2 separate regions of the Homo sapiens genome follow, and region 1 is linked to region 2. Evidence: read pairs that join two places in POLR2A ChIA-PET (ENCODE). Cell type or tissue: GM12878. All regions are shown on one strand. Links, peaks and the distances in the headings refer to the core of each region. The heading gives the core; the rest is flanking DNA.

What was found. Peaks named below come from ENCODE experiments on the same cell type or tissue, not always from the same donor. Only the 100,000 strongest peaks of a DNase experiment are listed, where the experiment ranks them.
Region 1: POLR2A ChIA-PET joins it to region 2 with 6 read pairs; 3 of 35 experiments call an interaction of 5 or more read pairs at or near these places.

What each region holds. Positions count from the first base shown.
Region 1 is chr6:16,687,019-16,694,702 of GRCh38, reverse strand. The region is part of intron 2 of ATXN1 (ataxin 1); the gene reads left to right. Among named protein-coding and RNA genes, the nearest start is that of ATXN1-AS1, 70 kb to the left of the region's middle. In GM12878, for the core only: no CTCF peak of the experiment used is centred there; a DNase peak (open chromatin) is centred at 3,974; H3K4me3 peaks cover 470 bases; H3K27ac peaks cover 1,328 bases.
Region 2 is chr6:16,410,240-16,417,923 of GRCh38, reverse strand. The region is part of intron 6 of ATXN1 (ataxin 1); the gene reads left to right. Among named protein-coding and RNA genes, the nearest start is that of GMPR, 180 kb to the right of the region's middle. RefSeq lists an enhancer at 3,621-3,810. In GM12878, for the core only: no CTCF peak of the experiment used is centred there; DNase peaks (open chromatin) are centred at 3,447, 3,652 and 4,377; H3K4me3 peaks cover 1,979 bases; H3K27ac peaks cover 3,167 bases.

The DNA.
Region 1 (7,684 bases), core at 2,367-6,366, 280 kb before region 2:
GTTATTGTAGACGACCACTTGTTTCTCTCTCAGCTCTGAAATGTAGTCCTTAAGGCTGACGTGTGTTTCCCAGTTTCTAATCGGAAAAGATAACATAATCTACAGTGTTGAAATAATTTAAACAAAGTAAATAACTGTGCTTTTACAACCATAATACGGTTTAGCCTTTCATTATTTTGTTACGTTCCTCATTAACATAGACATAATTTCTTTTAAAGAAGGGACAATTGTGACGAGCCTGGGCAACATGGTGAAACCCCACCTCCACTAAAATACAAAAAATTAGCTGGGCGTGGTGGCACACACCTGTAATCCCAGCTACTTGGGAGGCTGAGGCAGGAGAGTTGCTAGAACCAGGAGGCGGCGGAGCTTGCAGTGAGCCAAGATCACACCACTGCACTCCAGCCTGGCGACAGAGCGAGACTCCGTCTCTTAAAAAAAAAAAAAAAAGAAAAAAAAAAAAGAAGTGACAAAACTTACCCAGTAAACTAAATGTTAATTTCCTCTTCTCAGGAGCATAATACTAACTTACTCCTCTGTTTTTATATTTTTGAGTACTGATAATCGGATAGTGATATATTTGTGTTATTTTTTGTTCAAACAATTGAATTCATTCTTAGCAAGAACAAAAGTCTATTTGAAACATGTAGGCATCTTAGGTAGATTAAATTTTTCATTGTTTCAAGTTTTGACTTTTGTATTTCTGCACATTAGTGATCCTTGAAGATTAGGCAAGGCCAAGTTCTTTTGACTTTTATAATTAGTGTGTCGGAATCCCAGTTTTTCCTACCCTAGGGTGGACTGTATTTTTTACAATTAACTCTGTGAAGGGTGACTGGGGGTGGACTGGTGAGGAGAGGCTTCCAGTTACCAGAGAGCCTGTGACTTACTCTCTGTGCTTTTCCTAGGTCACCAATTTTCAAAGAATTTGAGTATAATTAAATACACTTCATAATAAACTAGGCTGAACATAATTTAATCTTTCCCTGAAGGTACTTCAGAGTCTTGGAGTGCTTTAGGGCCATGATGAGCATCAATTATGTTCTCACGGTGGGTGTGCAGAAGGAGGTAGTTAATAGAGTTCTGTTTGATCAAGTCCTGGGTGACTGGACATGTGTTCTGTTATGATTAGCAGTTCAGTGTCCAGGTTTTGGAACTGATGCTTAGTATTAAATTCTCAGGCAGGAGAGAATGGAATAGAGATTGACCTCTTTGGCTTTGAGAGGCTGAAAGTTGATGACGATAATTCACATGTACATGGTATATATAGCACTTTTTAGCTTCCAAAGCCCTTTCACATACCTTGTCTTCCATTGCTTGTTTCTTGTGATGTTCTGGAAAGGAAGCAAGGCCGCTGGTATCCCATTTTTACAGATGAGGACAGTGGAGCTCAGGAAGCTTGAGGGACTTGCCTAAGCTCATACAGTAGATCAATGGCGGAGACCACTGGACTTCAAATTCAGTGCTCTTTTTAGTATTTCAAAGGATACTAAACATTTGCTCACATCTCTGATGTTCTTTGTGCTGTATGTGTAGTAACTCATTTAATCCTCACAGTGGCCCTGTTAGTAGGTAGATATCAGTTCTTCTGGTACTATTACGATTCTCATCTTCAGAGCTGAGGCCACTGAGAGGCACAGAGAAGTTAGGGCATGCACTAGTGAGTGGCGGAGCTGAAATCTGAACTTAGAGCTTTGGCTCCAGAGCCCATGCACTCCACCATTATGCTACATGGCTACTCAGTGTACAGATACACTGAGCTTAAGTAGAGGAGAAAGCTTATCTATCCATATCTTCCCATCTGCAAAGACCTCTGCCTGTATGGGAGGTCTGGGCTCGTTCTGACTAAGGTTTTGAACCCAGATCTGCCAATTTGAGATCTTGGGCCCATTACTTAGCCTGAGCTTCAGTTTCCACATCTCTAAAGTGAAAATATAGAACATGGAATGTACCTGTAAGAACACAATGGAATACAGGTAAAGTGCCCAGCACACTGCTTATTCCTTAGCCTTCATGTTTTAGAAAGTGGTTGCTATTGTTTTTGTTGTTGGTGGTGGCGGTAGTGGTCTTCTTCTTATTATTATTTATATATTTACAATGGCCAAAATTATATGAAATGTTTTCCAAAAATTAGGTATTTGTACCCTTCATATGAATGTGTGTGTTAATTGGGTATAATTGTCTTTCTTGAGTCTTTAAAATAGACAAATCTTTTGATTACATTTGTTAATATTATTGTACCTACCTATATCTGACTTGACTTACAATTTTACTTCATTAAATACATAGCAAGTCATCTGAGAACCCAAAGTAATCATACAGATTACTTGCCATATAGTTAATTTGTGACTGTGATATGGCTGCTAAGGTAGAGGTTTGAATTTAAAAGCACAAAGAAAAATGTTTACTTCAATGGTTACAAATAGATTAATCATATAAAGTACATATTTGCAGAGTCTCGCTCAGTCGCCCAGGCTGGAGTGCAGTGGCATGATCTCGGCTCACTGCAACCTCCGCCTCCCAGGTTCAAGCAATTCTACTGTCTCAGCCTCCTGAGTAGCTGGGACTACAGGTGCGTGCCACCACGCCCGGTGTATTTTTAGTAGAGATGAGGTTTCACCATATTGGCCAGGCTGGTCTCGAACTCCTGATGTCAGGTGATCTGCCCGCCTCGGCCTCCCAAAGTGCTGGGATTACAGGCTTGAGCCACCACACCCGGCCTATTCTAAGGCTTGTTCTAAGGCTCACAGATGGCACCTTCTCTGTGTATCCTCACATGGTGGAAGAGGCAAAGCAGTTCCTGGGGGAGTTCTTTGATAAAGGTGCTAATTCCATTCAAGAGGGCACCTCCCAAGGGCTCCACTCCCTAATACTATCACGTGGGGAGTTAGGATTCGACATGTGAATTTTGGAGGCACACAGACATTCAGGCCAAGGCATAAACAGTGACCACTTTTGTTCTGTCTGTCCACACACTGCCTAGAGCTTCCATTTATTTCAACTACATTTGCTTTTTTCTTATTTATCTGTTCAGAGTATCTTCTCAGTGGCTATTTATTTACCACCCTTTAACATGTTTTCTTGACATTGTACTTCAGCCTGTATATGCTTTGCAACTCAGGAACTATGCTGGCTTAACTAATAGTACCTACTTAACAGGTGAAACTGACAGTAACAGCTTAATAGGTGCTTTCCATTTTTAACATACCTCAGCTTTTTATAAATACAAAAAACTCTCAATCTTTTAATGTGGTTTTAAATTTTAAACAGGTCTTCTTTCATTTTCCTTTACAGAAAACTGTAATACTGCATATGCATTTTCAAACTATGCATATTTCTTCTTCATTCCATGTGGAAGTTTTTATTCAGCCTTTCAGTAAATTTTACTTAGCTTGTCCCATGGATGCCGTAGGTGTAAGGAATATGATAGTGAACAAGACAGACAGAGCTCCTCCCCTCAGGGAGCTTTGCCATGATACACGATGATGACAATGATAAAAGGAGCAAATAATGATTTGGGACCTGATTCCAAAGGGATATTTCTGCGACACTTACAATGAAATTCCAACCTGGCACCATCTTTTTCACTGCAGAATGCATGAAGGTGGTTGCATCATGTCATTTCGACATGCATTTAAATGTAATGAAAGGCACAAGTAGTGATTGCAAACACTACAATAAGTTGCTTGTTGACTCTCTTACTGTCTTCCTTCTTATCTCCCTTTCTTCCTTTGTCTCATTCTCAGTTTTCAGAGCTTAGTCATTATTTCGTAATCCTCTCCTAAAATGAAATCTGGGGCTCTAAGGACAGGAGGCACAGGTTGTGTTTGAACAGCATCATCGTGCTTTATGAAGGGGATTGGAGGGGAGATTCTGCCCCACAGTATGGTCAGGTCTCGCTCCAGGCAGCACTGACTACATTGGTGCTGGTTGGGTAACTGTGGCTCGGCAGGTCACTCTCCCTCTTTCCACCTCCGTTTTCTCATTATTAGTAGAAGTCGAAATAGCATGGTTTTCTAAGGCCTCTGCCAATCTACAATTCTGTGATTCATATGTTCCTAAACACTTGAGTTACTTTTTCTCAATAAATGGAAATATATTTTCCAATGAGGCTGGAAATACATTTTCCAATTATCCTCTCCCCTGGTTTATAACATATCATCAATGTGTTGGGACTTCTAACACTGCTTCTGCTGTAAGCCCATCAAGAGGTTAATTACCTTTGAAGAATGAGGAACTGCTGGAAAAGAACTGTAAAACCTTCAAGAGAACTTTGGAGTTAATCCCTCTGGTAATAGGAATCAATGTCACTCACACATCTAGTTGCCAGTGGAGGAGGAATAACAGCACTGGGCCAAGTAGACTTGAAGGAAGGCAGGTTGCTGATAGAGTGGAGAGCTGAAGATTCTGAATCAAGCTCATCATGACTCTCTTCCTCCTCTTTGAGGCTACCCAATCAGAGCAAAAACAGTATTTTAAAAAACCTCAACTGGATGAGCCTGATGCAGTGGTGTGCTCATGCAGTCCCAGCCAAAGGGTCACTTGAGCAGAGGAGTTCAAGGCCAACTTGGGCAACATAGTGAGACCCCGTCTCTAAGACAAATAATAAACATCAAAATTAAAATTAAAAAAAACCCAACCCAGTGTTCCCTTCAGAATCCTGAGTGGTTTGTTTCATCTTCCTCTATTCTGGCTTGTGTCATCTTCCTCTCTTGTAATGGATAAAAACTCCAAATGAAGACAAAAATGAGGAATTTGTCAAAAAAATTGAATTGCCAACAAAAGCCATCTTTGGTTGATCAAACGGTACAGACGTTTCAGTTAGACAAGAGGGCTAAGTTTCTGAGACCCATTGTACAGGATTATTAATATTATTCATTTTTAGCCCTCATAATAAGGTATTATAAATGTCAAGATTGCTAAAAGAATACGTTTTTAAATGTCTTCATTATAAAAAATAAGTATGTGAGGTGATGGACATATTAATCAGCTTAATATAATCATTTTATAGTATATGTAGCTATATCAAAACATCACATTATAACCCATAACTACATGCAATTATTATTTGTCAATTAAAAATACAAATCTAGGCCAAGGTGGGAGGATCCCTTGAGCCCAGGAGTTTGACAGCAGCTTGGGCAACATAGGGAGACTCCATCTCTACAAAAAAAAAAAAAAGAAAAAAAAAAGAAAAAAAAAGGAAGGAAAAAAAAGAAAAAATTGACTGGGTGTGGTGGCTCTTGCCTGTAGTCTCAGCTGCTCGGGAGCTGAGGTGGGAGGATCCCATGGGCCCAGGAGTTTGTGGCTGTAGTGAGCTATGATCATGCCACTGCGCTCTAGCCTGAGCAAGAGAGTGATACCCTGTCTCAAAAGTAAAAACTTACAACAATATAAAAAATAAAAATTTAAATTATAAAAAGCCATCTTCTTTCCCACTCCTTCCCATTTTGATACAACAGTCCCAGACCCCAGACTTGCTTTCCTCATGAGTCATGCAGACTCAAGTATTGCAGTTCCAAAACACTGCCTGACTCACCAGCTCCATCCAAAAGAGTATGTATTGTCTTCATATGCCAGATAGGAAATTCCTGCTGCATATAGGAAAAGCAGTGTGTTTAAATACATGGACACACACACACATACACACACACAGAGTACACATATACACATCTGCATATACACGTACACATATGCGCACATATTCATACTATATATGTACATACACATGCAATACACATGTATACACACCACACACACACATACACACACATGCATCTCCAAGTCTATTTCCATGCTTTTTTTCAGTAAAGCACCTAGACAAAGGAGAGAGATGTCTAATCAGGTTTTGGTGGTTGTCAGGGATATCATAAATGAGAATCTCAAGTTACTAAACTTGATTTCACAAAATAGTTTATTGGTAGTTTTAGAATGGCATTGCATTTTAGGCAGCCCCAATTGTAAATAAGTGAGCCGGGTAAAAGCAGATTGGATGTCACCCAGAATATTTTCTGGAAAGGGGACATACACAAAATTCTCTCTTTGCACAATTACCCTGTTTTGGGTTTGCAATATTATGTTGAGCAAGGCTGGCTATTTTCCACCAACAGGATGTTACAGCTTGTCAAAAGTTATTCAACCTATAGTGTTAAGCAGGTACTTCATCATTACTGAATTTGGTTGATGCTCTATGGAGAAAGCCAAAGTTAGGAGTTTTGTCTGTCATTGAGGTAGAGACCCTCAACTAGGGAAGCTTTGAACTGTTCATCCAGCTGGTATTCTGTACCACCTTGCCTCTGGAGTTGAGCTTAGAACCCTACTTCCATTTTTTCTGTCACTTCAGGGCTGTTTCAACTATTGTTTCTTCATTTACTTATATCAAGTGTGTTTTCTCAATTCATAAGCATGGGAGACCCCAAGAGACAGATATCGCATTAGTCCTTTTTTGTTTGTTTAGCAGGAAGGTTTTTAAGTAAAGCTCCTAAATGATATGTCTCATTCTCATGGAAATTCATCAATATTGTTTTACTGTCTCCTATCTGGTTACTTTTTATTTTAGGTAACCACTGTGATACAATATACACAAGTCCCTGGATCATGAAAATAAATTGAAGAGCTAATGTTAATAGTAAGTTCTCAACCAGGGGTTATGCTGGAACCCAGGATACATAACCCACAGGAGGGCCCTCCGTGAACTCAGTTTTCATGGAATTGTCCCATACCTTCACAGGTAGAAGCATGGCTATGTTAAAAGTGGCCAATGAAAGTATAGTTTCTTTATGCCTTATACTTTGTTTGGTGAGGATTTCTGCCAGAGGTGTTTGTTTCCTTTAGTTTTCTGGTTGCTATGATTTTATACAGCTTTGGTGACCTCTATGAGTACCAGATAAAGTTAGGTATGATAAAGGCACAAAAAGACCGTAGAAGCCATTTGTATTCTAAATATAAATATACAGACTAAATTTGTATGCATTTGTGTCTTCATTCTTCACGGTGCTGTATCCTCCGTGTGTGTGTGTGTGTGTGTGTGTGTGTGTGTGTGTGTATTTCTTCTTTGATTCCAGGCTGCTTATACGAAAATGCTGATTCATAGTGTCACTGTCTTTTCTTTTTCCTGCGAAATTCTAAATCCGTTTCTAAACTTTTTCTACAACTCTGAGTTTAATCTCTCTAAAGTTTTTTTTTTTCCCTCTTGCGGACACAAGGCACTTTGCTTTGTTTATGCTAATAAATGTCAGACTAGCCCCCAAAAATTAGAAGAAATGCCAGTAATTTCAAAGGGCTCTTGAGCATGATTTTTTTTCCTGTTTCTTAATACATTGTACTTTTCAGAGTTTAAGTTTAGGTGCATGTAGGTGGTATTAGAAGATTCTTAGATTTTATTGGTAGCATCCAGACAATCTTGTCATCACCCGATATATATCACCTCTATGTGGTAGACCCTTGTGGAAATTTTCTCATCACGAAAGTCGAAAGTTTAATTTTGGAGAGGAAGAGGTTTTTCAGATACATTAAATAGGTTTTGCTACAATAAGGTGAGATGGTACTTTCAATTGAGCATTTCTCATATACTAGCAAGCAGACAGCTTGGCCTCCTGGTTGTAATTACATGCCAATGGCTTGGTGCTTTTTATTTTAGAAGTTGAGTTCATCCTGAATTCTCTGAGCATATGGAGTAGTGCAC
Region 2 (7,684 bases), core at 1,319-5,318:
ACTTTTGAACCAAATCTTCGAGGATGAACTAGGGTAGTGGCAGGTAGAAAACTGCCTTTATATTTAGCCTTCTTTGGTACCTGGTCATGGATTTCTTCTTCAAGCATGAATGGCATCAGTTGTCTGGGAGTGAGATACAGTGTTCGTATGCTGAGAAACAGATTAGGCCATTAAAAAAAAAGTTGTGGCCACGTGTGGTGGCTCACGCCTATAGTCCCAGCACTTTGGGAGGCCGAGGCAGGGGGATCACGAGGTCAGGAGATCGAGACCATCCTGGCTAATATGGCGAAACCCCGTCTCTAGTAAATATACAAAAAATTAGCCAGGTATGGTGGTGGGCGCCTGTAGTCCTAGCTACTCGGGAGGCTGAGGCAGGACAATCGCTTGAACCTGGGAGGCGGAGCTTGCAGTGAGCCGAGATCGTGCCACTGCTCTCCAGCCTGGGTGACAGAGCAAGACTCCGTCTCAAGAAAAAAAAAAAATAAGAAACTTGTAACTCCCTCTCTCTACTTGATGAAGTAGACATCAGGAAAGACTTTCTTATTCTGCTTTCCATTAAAAGCCATAACTTGGAAATTATTATTGATTGGGCTTGGTGTGGTGGCTTGCGCCTGTAATCCCAGTGACTTGGGAGGCTGAGGCAGGAGGATTGCCTAAGGTCAGAAGTTAAAGACCAGCCTGGGCAACATAGTGAGACCCTGTCTCAAAAGAAAATTTTTTTTTAAGTAGCCTAGCATGGTGATGCATACCTGTAGTCCCAGGTACTGGGGAAGCTGAGGTGGGAGAATCACTTGAGCCCAGCAGTTCAAGGCTGCAGTGATCTATGATTACACCACTGCCCTCCAGCCTCGGCAACAGAGCAAAACCTCATCTCTAAAAAATAAATAAAATAATATCTTAGGGGAAGTTGACAAAACATTAGAAATATTGTAGGGTTAGGTGCCTGTTGAGCCCCAGGATTTATTCCATTATTCACTCATATCTTCATGTATCCATTCAATAAATACTTATTAAAAGCCTACACCATGCAAGATAAAAGCCACATTCTACTGAGTATGCAATGATACACGGTATGGGGTTTCTGCTTTATGGAAACTAAAGGCCTACTAGAGGAATTCAGGAATTCCAGTGTGTACCAGCTCGGCTGTAACACAGTGAGGAAGAGATAGGAACCATGAACTAAGCGGTGAAAATGTGATGGGATTCAGAGGGGTCAGAGGTATTGGATACAGTGAGATTATTTTAAACGTTTAGGGTGTACGAGCAAGATGAGTAGGAGATTTCTTTAGGAAACATCTCCCTATGAAATAAAAGTTTATATAAAAGGAATAATAATTACAGTTGATATTTATGAATACTTAATCTGGGCCAGGGACTATACTTAGTACTTTTCATGCATTGTCTGATTAGGTCCTCACAACAGCCCTGTAAGGCAGGTATTGTACTTTCTTATATTTTATAGTTTGCACTATTGTGTGCTCCATGGTTATAGCAAAAGCTTTGTCTGTAAAAGGCCACAGGGATAGAAGGCAGAGAGGAAAGTAGATGTGTGATGCAGTATTAATTATTGAGCCAATAAAATCTCTCTAATTTAGATTTTTTAGGAGGAAGTCATTTTACATTTTACATTAATTTAATCTATATTGAGAGATCCTTCTAAGAAAATAAGTTGCATTACTTCAAGTATACATAGCCATATAAATTATTGACCAATTTTTTTTTTCCAATTCATAGACATTACTTTCCAGAAACTAGATAATGACCATTTGTTATCAGCACACTGACTGCAAAATGGATGATGAAGAAAGCCTGGGTTTTTTTTTTTTTTTTTTGAAAGCTTGGTAGTTCTTCTTGTGAATAAATTAAACACTTTCCTGACGATCCTGTTTGCATTATTGACTTATATGTACTGGCTCATATGTAGCTGCCCATGTATAATTCTCCCCACTCATTCTGAAGGGAGGGAAAAAAACGATTAAAAATTTCCCCTCCTTCTTTTTCCTGTTTTGAGATTATTTTTGCTCCCAGCAGAGGCGCGGAGGAGGGAGCTCTCAGAGCCCCATTCTGTTCCCTACCTACAGCATGAAGGATCCAGATAACCGCAGAATGAATGAGGTTTGAGCATTTGTTTTTGCTATAAGTAAGATGGTTTCCCATTAATAAAAGTGGCACTCAGTTTACTTTGTCTTCGCCAGACAGGCAAAGGGTAAATTAAGGTGGTTACCTGTGGTGTCCCAGCTCTTTCCCAAGGCTGGACTAGTGTGAGCCGAGAACCAGGCAGGACTCACTCACAGGTCCCTTTCTCTGCTACTTCTGCTCTGGTTTTATGCGAAGCCCTATTTCCCAGCTGCTTCGGGTAAACAAGGACTTCTGTGTTGAAATAATAACCACTTGGGCTGGGCGCGGTGGCTCACGCCTGTAATCCCAGCACTTTGGGAGGCCAAGGAGGGTGGAGCATCTGAGGTCAGGAGTTCGAGACCATCCTGGCCAACATGGCCAAACCCCATCTCTCCTAAAAATACAAAAAATTAGCCGGGCATGGTGGCAGGTGCCGTAGTTCCAGCTACTCGGGAGGCTGAGGCAGGAGAATCTCTTGAACCCAGGAGGCAGAGGTTGCAGTGAGCCGAGATCGCACCATTTCACTCCAGTCTGGGCGACAGAGTGAGACCCTGTCTCAAAAAAACCAAAAACAAACAAACAAAAAAACCACTTATTGTTTCACTGCCTAATATTAATTAATTGGCCAAATTTCTATTTTATTATATTCCATATATTTTAAAATAATTTCTTCTTCTGTTGTACAAACCAAGATAGAAGATAATTTGCCCAAGAACACAATTGGTAGGTATCCTAGCTAGGAAAGTGGGTGCTTCTGAAAATTATAAAAATGAAATGAGGTAATTTTCTGGGCCCTTGGTACAATGCCTGAGATGTCATATATACTCAGCTAATTATAAGTGACATTTTGTTCTAGAATCCAGTAGCTCAACTTTTAGTCCATTGTGCTGAACACAAATCTATAGATCCTTAAATTGTATACTTTTATTAATTTAATTTTAAAGAGCCAGAAAAATTGACTACATTGGAAACATTCCAGTCCACCAACATATTGAGTAGAAAGAAGGACAAAGGCCATATTCTCTTTCAGATGCTACAAATTGTGTATATTTTCAGTAAGCTGTGTCTGCTTAAGGAGGCATTACTGCATTCGGATAGATAAACTCAAATAAAAAGGCCTGAGTGAAGAGGCTCTACTGGGTTTAGCGTTTTTTTGTTGTTGTTGTTCAGTTTTGCATGTGTGTTTTTAAATCAGTTTATGGTTCATAAGCTGATGAAGCAGTGAGTACAAGTTTGAACTATGAGAAGCAGGTTTGAATAAGTCTAGACATTTGGTTATCTTCTGTCTAGCATTCATTTGTGTCGTGGGCGTCACACTCTGGGGATTAGTGTTTCATTATGCAGAAGCTGTTTTATCTTTAGCTTTCTTATAATAGCTTAAAGTGAATTCTGAGTGGAGAGAGAATGAAGGCCAGGCCTTAGTAACTGCAAGAATCATACCAAAATGGGTTGGATGGGTTTTAACAGTGACCGATAAGCATTACGACCTCACTCTCTGATAGTTCAGTTGGCTCGATGCTGTCTCATCACCTCATTTAGGGTACAATATGCTGAGGAACTGACCAAAGGTCCCTGAACAGTGAGAGATAGGGAAGAGCAGAAATCCGTTCCTGTACCAAGTGTCTAACACTTAATATAGGTGAGAGCTGGCGTGAGATTATCTGTGCTGTGGAAAAATGAGGACCTATCGATACCTCTAAGTATATAATCACTGCCGTGTCACATTTTAATTAGCTCCTTGAGGCTATAGAAAGAAGTTCGCTTCTTATCCTCCAAATTAAGCATCACTTTTACAAACAATCAATGTTCCATTTTCAAAACCCCAAGTAGAGCAATGTTTGATTTTCCTTACTTTCCAGCTTTGAGAATGTTTCATTTTTAGAAATATGTTATAGGAATGTAAAGTAACTCTTGTTTCCCCAAATAACCACCTCCTTATTATCTGTTCCCCTAAGCTGAATCCTTTCAAAGGAAATTTTGTCTTCAGGCTAAGTTTAGTGGCTGATGGAAATCAAAATTATATCAGGTGGGCCATTGCGTCAGTAAAAAAGCCCAGACCACCACCACACAGGATTTTTCTCCAGACACCCAAACATCATGTCACAAAGCTCAAAAAAGTAGTGATTAACATGCAGTGCTTTCAGGAGGCCCACATTGCCGATTCAGTCCCAGTATGGGCTCGTCAGTTTCACTTTCATTCATTCATTTATTTATTTATTCCCCCACCCATTGATTCACATTCACTCATCCATTCATTAAACATTTGCTGCACACAATATCACTGTTAGACAGACTTTCAGAAATGATTGGGTTCCTGTATTACAGACATGAGCCCACGGCACAAAGGTCAAACTAAGAGTAAGATGGATGTTTATAGCACAAGCCTATAACAAAAAGAATGGGTCCCGAGCCGCATCTTCTTCCAAATGCACAAACTATATTTGTACCTTAAAAAAAAAACAAAAACAGTGTTTCCTTTTGAGAGGCAGCATGGTATATGGGAAGAACACGGATTTAAGAACTAGACAGGCCTGGGTTTGAATTCTGCATCCATAATGTGCTAACTGTATCATTTCGAGGAAGTTCTTTTGAGTTTCAGTTTGTCTTTAAATAGAGTCATCATTTCTACTTTGTAGGGTTGTGTGAGGATTAAATATAAAATATGCAGCATAATGACTGGCACATTTAAACGAAGTGCTCAGCAAGTGCTATTTCCCTTCCCCTTTCTTCATTTCTAACATAGTTTGGGAATGGTTTAGGATGACTCTTTTTCTTCTTGTGAATAGATAGAGACCTCATCACCCTAACACTAGAAAACTATAGGACAGAGACCATACTTCTTGCTGTGGCCAGCCCTCATCCACTTTGATGATGCTTGCAGCTCCCAAGAGAGACAACAGCCCCCACGGCATGGCCAAGAGAGGAGCAAACTCTCTCCCCAAGGCAGTCACTCTGGGGATGCCATTGTTCCATTGCCAAACTCATGACCTTTGGGGAATTTGGAAATCTACTACTTTGTGGGGAGAAAAGGACAAAGAAAGTCAAGATTAAGCTTTATATGTAAAGGCCTTTTATTTTAATGGTGTTGAATTGAGTTTGGATTTTGCGTACCCTTCAAATTTCTTAGGGTGTGGGTGAGGGCATCCTAGGAGATTTAATTAGCTCCTTGAGCGGCACTGAAGTTTGCGACATTGAGGCACATTTTCTTCTATTGTCCATTGAAGTGGGGGAGCCTGGCAATGAAATTTCTGAGAAACTGACGCTGTTGCCGTGGATAGAATTGTATGGATATTTGAATTTAGTTTAGTCACTTGGTGGAGTTTTATTTTGTTGTTTGGTTTCTTTTGGAAAGAGAAAATTAGTATAGTATGAATCTGAGCAGTCTGGTTACATGCTTTAATGGGCCTCTGAGATAAAGCAGAAAAGGATGTAGTCTAGTAGTAACCCTTTAGATGATAAGGGACACGCAGGAGGCTGTCCAAGACAGTCTGTTAATCTTAATAGTCTCTCACTTGTTAAGACCTGATTTATTTCAAACTAAATTTCTTGTTTTGAGTTTCCGGGTGAAAGTTCTGGACTGAATCCCTAAAAACATGCACAACAAAGAAGAAGGCTTTTAGAAAGGTTTCTCCTATTGACAGGGTTCATATTCTATAGTTCACAATTCAGTGAATCAACATTTATATTAATTTCATCCGTTACAACCTCAGAATTTGCCTACAAGATCCAATGGCATTTTTACTGCCCTTATTTAGCAAGCCTATACAGTACTTCATGCACTTGGTCATGTCTTCAACTAATATTTATTGGGTGTCTTCCCTAAGCAAGATAGTGCGAGAGAGAGAGCTGAGTTAAAACATTCAAGATAACCTCAAGAAGCTGACAATCTACTAAGGGAGATAAGACATACATATTAATAAGAACAACTTAAACACAAAGGACAAGATGATATGTGGCATATCTTATCAATTAAATAATGTTGGACTTCAGAGGGTGAAGGAATTAGGCATGAAGGTATATCTCAACAGGGCTGTGAATGACTGGAAACAAGGTCTTCTCTCTTCACACTGTGAGCCAGCCACATCCATACTACGGTGACATTCATTTCTCCCCCAGGCCAGCTATGGGCAGAAGTTTAATTATCCTTGAACGTCTTCAATGATCCTCATCTTTGCCCTTGTTCCCTCTTTATCCTTTCTTTCTCCCCAATGTCTTAAATCCTGATGCAGCCAGGGAGATTTTTTTTTTTTAACCTTCAAGAAGGTAAAAAACTATGCCAGGGCAAAATGCCAGATCAATGTTGCTATTAATATAATCAGATATAAACTTTTTCCAGTTGGCACCAACAACCCTGGGCCTTCTCTGAGTACCACCTATAAACAGGGCTTCAATTTCCCATTTTTGCATACTTACTAATGTACTACAGATCTTGCACTGACTTTAATTCAATATCAATATTAAAGTCATATGAGGTAGTAGTAAATAGAGATAGCCATACCTTAGAGTCAATAAGACATAAAATTAGTTATGTTATTATTATTATTAATTATGCATAATATGTCATTTTCCTGAAGAGAACAGACTAATAGCTGATTTCAGCAAGCATCTTTAGGCTTTTGTTTTCAAATTATTTTACATCTTTTTCTTTTCTTTTCTTTTCTTTTTTTTTTTTTTTTTTTTGACACAGAGGTCTCACTCTGTCACCCAGGCTGGAGTGCCGTGGTGTGATCTCAGCTCACTGCAACCTCCGCCTCCCAGGTTCAAGCAATTCTCCTGCCTCAGCCTCCCAAGTAGCTGAAACTACAGGCATGTGCTACTACACACGGCTAATTTTTGTATTTTTGGTAGAGACGTGGTTTCAGCATGTTGGCCAGGATGGTCTCAAACTCCTGGCCTCAAGTGATCCGCCTGCATTGGCCTCCCAAAGAGCTGGGATTACAGGCGTGAGCCACTGTGCCTGGCCACCCACCTATTTTCCATCTTTAGCACTGGCCGTTCTCATTCAAAATACGTACTGCTACACTAAGAGGAGACTTAACTTCAAATTCACTTTGCTCCACGGATGTTGTATATGACCTGAATAGATGTAATTCTGACAAGCTTGTAGTTCATTGGAGGCTCACAATTTGAAAGAAATGCATGATTAAGACTTTAGAACATAAAGAAGATTCTAGTAAAACAAATGATTGCACCCTTTTGGATTTTTTGCATATTATCTTTATGTAGGGAAGGGAATGATATGTTAGAAAGAATCCTCAAACAGGTTTAGACAAATCACTGGTTGAACCATAATCTCCAAAATATCGCTACATCAGAAAAAGCCCAACATAGCCTCTGAGGTATTCGTCAGAAATCCCAGTGCAAGCATTAGGAAAGAAATGTACTCCCTGCTCCTCACCTTTGTAAGTCAGATTTAGTCTTCACTGTTCATTTCAGGTTCTCTGCCTCCATAGGGGTCCCTTCAGCACTTGTTTGGTTCTCTAATTGGCTTATGATAGTGGGTCTTACATCATCAACTGGATTGTAAATTCCTTCAGAAAGAGATGTCAATTAAGTACACAGCAGA